Linked DNA regions of Homo sapiens: region 2 is linked to region 1. Evidence: chromatin contacts called from ENCODE Hi-C or POLR2A ChIA-PET data. All regions are on one chromosome and are shown on one strand. The core of a region is the stretch at or near the end of the contact, and the rest is flanking DNA. Distances in the headings are between cores, read along the strand shown. Region 1 overlaps LRRC8A (leucine rich repeat containing 8 VRAC subunit A). Region 2 holds the start of ENDOG (endonuclease G).

The links. Hi-C counts contacts between places; a loop is a spot of excess contacts on that map. ChIA-PET counts read pairs that join two places held with the same protein, here RNA polymerase II (POLR2A). Pooled maps may share reads with other maps.
Region 2: a loop to region 1 is called in a map of CD4-positive, alpha-beta T cell, with 13 times the contacts of the local background. The contact joins the promoter of ENDOG here to the enhancer-like site in region 1. A Hi-C loop is called at or near these places in 2 of 168 maps with a recorded cell type or tissue (CD4-positive, alpha-beta T cell and naive thymus-derived CD4-positive, alpha-beta T cell), 1 of 37 single-sample maps with no recorded cell type and 11 of 50 pooled maps. POLR2A ChIA-PET finds 5 or more read pairs at or near these places in 10 of 52 experiments (AG04449, CD4-positive, alpha-beta T cell, CD4-positive, alpha-beta memory T cell and 7 more).

Annotation. Positions count from the first base shown.
Region 1 is chr9:128,901,505-128,904,137 of GRCh38, forward strand. All of the region lies in intron 2 of LRRC8A (leucine rich repeat containing 8 VRAC subunit A), which reads left to right. Among named protein-coding and RNA genes, the nearest start is that of PHYHD1, 18 kb to the right of the region's middle. RefSeq lists a silencer at 2,237-2,409. Within about 2 kb of position 1,332, at least 22 of the 41 ENCODE cell types and tissues checked have a DNase peak (open chromatin) inside an H3K27ac peak, as active enhancers do; they include CD4-positive, alpha-beta T cell, where a contact is called at or near this core.
Region 2 is chr9:128,817,157-128,819,789 of GRCh38, forward strand. It overlaps ENDOG (endonuclease G), which reads left to right and starts at 1,344. Exons shown (of 3, transcript NM_004435.2): 1 at 1,344-2,029. The coding sequence starts at 1,529. It overlaps KYAT1-SPOUT1 (KYAT1-SPOUT1 readthrough), which reads right to left. Exons shown (of 25, transcript NR_182311.1): 25 at 2,495-2,633. SPOUT1 (SPOUT domain containing methyltransferase 1) reads right to left here. Exons shown (of 12, transcript NM_016390.4): 12 at 2,495-2,633. RefSeq lists a silencer at 1,578-1,637 and enhancers at 1,742-2,307, 2,258-2,347.

The sequences.
Region 1 (2,633 bases), core at 82-2,581:
CAGTCCAGCTACTCTGGAGGCCAAAGCAGGAGGATTGCTTGAGGCCAGGAGTTTGAGACCAGCCTGGACAACATAGCAAGACCCCGTCCCATTTAATTAAAATAATTCCATGGCCTCCTCCCAGCAGCCCTGCGTGGTATCATGCCCACCATGTATGTGAAGAAACTGAGGCTGCAAGCAGTGAAGAGCTTGTCCAAGGTCCCACAGAGAGGCTACCAGAGTCCAGGCCCACACCTTGGTACTGGCTTCCCCTCTTCATCCTCGGCAAGAGCCGTGTGGGAGGGAGCCTGCCCCTGTAGGGGGCAGGCAGGTGGCTCTGACCACCCGGCTGGCTCCTGTTGGGGTGGGGCTCCTTTCCCCACACCCTTGGGAACTCAACCCTGGATTTGGTGCCTGCACCCTCTTTCCTGATCTCCCCCGAAGCCCCATCAGAGAGGGGCAGTGACTTTTCCAGAATCACACAGCAGAGGACAAGGAAACGGGTGCAGCTGGGGGTGACCCCTCCAGACAGGTTACCCTTACCAGGGGTAGGCCCAGGCACCAGCCGGGCCAGGCCTGTGAGAGACTCCAGTCCAGGCCCTTCTCAGCTCTGCAGCCAGCCCCAGGCTCTGCCATTGGAACCCCAGGGCCCTCCTCCACTCCCCAGACACACTCAAACTGGAGAGAGGAACCTGAAGCAGAAGTCCCACCTTGATCATTTTTTTTTACCCCCGCTGGACCTAGCCAAGGGCTGAACAGAGTCCGGATGTTCCCAGACCAAGCACGGAGTTGGGGCGGGTGGTCAGAATCAGACCTGATTGGGACGGTGTTTCCTGCCTTGGGCAGGTGGTTTTGCCTCTGTGAGCCTCAGTTTCCCTCACCTGTGTGACTGAGCTGGGAACACTTCCTGCCTCAGAAGGAGGAGTCTGGGTGGTACAGACAAGCCCCAGGTCGGCGGGGCTGGGGCGGCTCCTCGCAGAGGAAGCAGGTGTTTCTGTGAGCGAACACACCCCACTCCCTGAACACGAGGGAGGTGTTGCAGTATCATTGTCACCACATCCTGCCCGCTCAAACAGCCGCGCCCGCCCTGGCTGTCTCATTCCAGACTTGGGGGCAGGCAGGCTGCTGCATGCACCGGGCTCCTCTCCTCCCTCTTCTGTTCCCCAGTCTTTAGGTCCTGGCCCTGGATGGGGACTCCAGGTGTCCACATGTCTCAGTGGAGGCAGCTGTGTGATTCAGAAGCTCTCCCAGTGCCACTTTCTTTCCCAGCAGTGTAGGTGGTGCGTGGACCCACCTGGTCATTAGAGGGCCCGGGCCTTCCTGTGGGGCGGGTGCTTGCCCTGGCCCGTGAGTCCTGGCATCACTAGGAGGACTGACTTCTGGCCTGGAGCTGCCAGCCCAGGGCGGGCGGTGGTGTCTGCTGGCCCCTTTGTGACCTGAGCGCTGGTAATGCTGAGGGGCGGGGAAGCTGCACTCCCAGTCCTGTTTCTCTTGGCACCGCCTGGGTGAGACCTTGGGCAGGCGGAGGGCAAGTCCCACATGGTGGCGAGGACCTGAGCCCGGTGGTAGAGGGACAGGCCTGCTGGGTTTGTTCTTACTCTACTCTGCCCCTTAATAGCAGGGGGATGTTGGCAGGTGATGTCACCTTCCTGAGCCTTAGCACCCCCATCTCTGGGATGGGGCTATAGAGGCCTGGCCTCTTGGGCATCAAGGATGACCCTAGGAGGGCCTGCAGGGGAGGCCTGCCTGGTGCCTGGCACACTTCCAGGCCCTCAGCACTGGCTGTGGCCATCATCACCCTTGCTGAGTGCCCCATTCCACCTGCCTCACATGGGGTCCTGCTCTGCCTTCCTCCTGTCCTCCCCATCCAGCATAGCCTAGAAAGATTGGGGCTGGGGAGTGTTTGGCATTTGCAGAGAGGTGCTGTTCTTTTTTTTTTTTTTTTTTGAGTCGGCACCTCGCTCTGTCACCCAGGCTGGAGTGCAGTGGCGTGATCTCGGCTCACTGCAAGCTCCACTTCCCGGGTTCACGCCATTCTCCTGCCTCAGCCTTCCAAGCAGCTGGGACTACAGGCGCCTGCCACTATGCCCGGCTAATTTTTTTGTATTTTTAGTAGAGACGGAGTTTCACCTTGTTAGCCAGGATGGTCTCGATCTCCTGACCTCGTGATCCGCCCGCCTTGGCCTCCCAAAGTGCTGGGATTACAGGCGTGAGCCTCTGTGCCTGGCCCGAGAAGTGCTGTTCTTAAAGAGTTCCTACCTAGGCCGGGCACGGTGGCTCACGCCTGTAATCCCAGAACTTTGGGAGGCCAAGGCAGGTGGATTGGTTGAGGCCAGGAATTCAAGACCAGCCCGGCCAACATGGCAAAACACCGTCTCTACTAAAAATACAAAAATTAGCTGGATGTGGTGGCGGGCGTCTGTAATCCCAGCCACTTGGGAGATTGAAACATGAGAATCACTTAAACCCAGGAGGCAGAGGTTGCAGTGAGTCAGGATCATGCCACTGCACCCCAGCCTGGGTGACAGAGTGAGACTGTCTCAAAAAGGGAAAAAAAAAAAGTTTGTTACTATTCTGGTTATTAACATTATCAGTAATCAAAGAAAGGTGGCCCATCATCTGGGCACCCCTGTTCCTCTCCTAAGAGAGACAGA
Region 2 (2,633 bases), core at 94-2,593, 84 kb before region 1:
CAAGGTGGGTGGATCACAAGGTCAGGAGTTAGTTCGAGACCAGCCTGGCCAACATGGTGAAACCCATTCTTTACTAAAAGTACAAAAATTAGCTGGGCGTGGTGGCGCGCGCCTGTAGTCCCAGCTACTCAGGAGGCCGAGGCACGAGAATCGCTTGAACCAAGGAGGCGGAGGTTGCAGTGAGCCTGGGCGACAGAGCGAGACTCCGTCTCAAAAAAAAAAAAAAATTAGCTGGGCCTGGTGGTGCGCGCCTGTAATCCCAGCTACTTCAGAGGCTGAGGCAGGAGAATCACTTGAACCTGGGAGGCAGAGGTTCCACTGCGCGGAGATCACGCCATTGCACTCCAGCCTGGGCAATAGAGTGAGACTCCGTCTCAAAAAATAAAAGTCCTTAACCAGTCCATATTTCTGAATATTTTGCTTATTCCTGCCGGCAGTGTAATACTCTGGTGAATATTTGCGTTCGAGATCCTTGCATTCCCGAGATTTCCCCAGCTCAGCCCTCTGCGTGGGTTGAACGGTATGAACCTTTTTAAGGCTTCGCTTGTACTGTACTGTCAAGCTGTTTTTTGGAATATTCGCCCCAGGTTTCTGTTCCAGCCAGCAGCCAGCATCAGCCGTCTGCATCCTTGTCCTCAAACTGCTGTTAATTAAAATCTTTGCCAATCTGGGCCGGGCGCGGTGGCTCACGCCTGTAATGCCAACACTTTGGGAGGCCGAGGCCGGCGGATCGCCTGAGGTCGGGAGTTTGAGACCAGCCTGACCAACATGGAGAAACCCTGTCTCTACTAAAGATACAAAATTAGCCGGGCGTGGTGGCGCATGCCTGTAATCCCAGCTACTTGGGAGGCTGAAGCAGGAGAATCGCTTGAACCTGTGAGGCGGAGGTTGCAGTGAGCCGAGATCACGCCATTGCACTCGAGTCTGGGCGACCAGAGCGAAACTCCGTCTCAAAAAAAAAAAAAAAAAAAAAGAAACCTTTGCCAATCTGGTAGAATTGCGGGGCTTATTTTATGGTGTCATGGAGGATAGCCTAGGGCCAGATATACCTGGGGCCCTGTGCCTGCTCTGCGAACTAGGAGCTCACTCTCCGAGCGGTGTAGAGGGTGAGACTAAGCAGTGACAGTAAAAGCTTTCGACAGTGCTTGACCCTTCCGCGGAGCGTATTAAGCAGGAGCTCCCTGCGCAGGCGCAGAGGAGAGAGTGTCTCCCACCCCACGACCAGCAGGGGGCCTGCGAGGCGGGTGCGGAGCCAGGCCTGATGGTGGCCAATCGCGAGCTGAGGCGACGATGCCACGCCCCTCATACCGGCGTCTTAAATGCGCAAAGAAAGGACGCCGGGGACACCCGGTTGGGCTCTGCTGCTCCCTTCTGGGTTCCGAGGCCCAAGCCCTTGGCAGTGTTTGTGAGTGGAAGGGAGGTCACGCTATCGTCCGCGGCCCCAGCAGCCCTGTGCCCTCGTTGGATCCCGCGACGCGGCTCCTTTAAGAGCCTCGCGGGTCGCCCGCCGCTAGGTCGCTCCCCGGCCATGCGGGCGCTGCGGGCCGGCCTGACCCTGGCGTCGGGCGCGGGGCTGGGTGCGGTCGTCGAGGGCTGGCGGCGGCGGCGGGAGGACGCGCGGGCGGCGCCGGGACTGCTGGGCCGGCTGCCCGTGCTGCCCGTGGCGGCGGCAGCCGAGTTGCCCCCTGTGCCCGGGGGACCCCGCGGCCCGGGCGAGCTGGCCAAGTACGGGCTGCCGGGGCTGGCGCAGCTCAAGAGCCGCGAGTCGTACGTGCTGTGCTACGACCCGCGCACCCGCGGCGCGCTCTGGGTGGTGGAGCAGCTGCGACCCGAGCGTCTCCGCGGCGACGGCGACCGGCGCGAGTGCGACTTCCGCGAGGACGACTCGGTGCACGCGTACCACCGTGCCACCAACGCCGACTACCGCGGCAGTGGCTTCGACCGCGGTCACCTGGCCGCCGCCGCCAACCACCGCTGGAGCCAGAAGGCCATGGACGACACGTTCTACCTGAGCAACGTCGCGCCCCAGGTAGCGCCCGCGCCCCGGGCCGGTCGCGGAATGCGGGGCCGGCGCCTGGCCTCGCGGGGCCTCGGTTTGTTCTTCTGCAGAACGGGGCAGCTGCCCAACGCGCCCCCGGTCAGGCATCGCAGTGACATCCCGTGGCGGGAGGGAGGAGCACTGGGCTCCAGGCACAGGGTCTGCAGGCCGACCAGGGCTTGAGCTTCAACTGCGAACCCTGGGCACCTCCCTGAGCGTCGCTTTCCTCGTCAAAAAAATGGGGATAATACCGTTATTCACCTTCCTCCTGCGGTAGTGATGAGGCGCTGAGGCTCACAGAGGCAAAGTGACGGGCACAGTGTCACACAGCAGAAGAAGGCTGTCTGTTGTAGAACCGCAGCGCCCAACCTATTGGGCACCAGGGTGCGGTTTCGTGGAAGACAGTTTTTCCACGGCTTGGTGGGTGAGGGCGGGTTTCAGGATAATTCAAGTGCGTTACATTTATGTACATTTTATTTCTATTATTATTACATTGTAACATATAGTGAAATATACAACTCACAGTAATGTAGGATCCGTGGGAGCCCTGAGCTTGTTTTCCTGCAACTAGACAGTCCTATCTGGAGGTGATGGG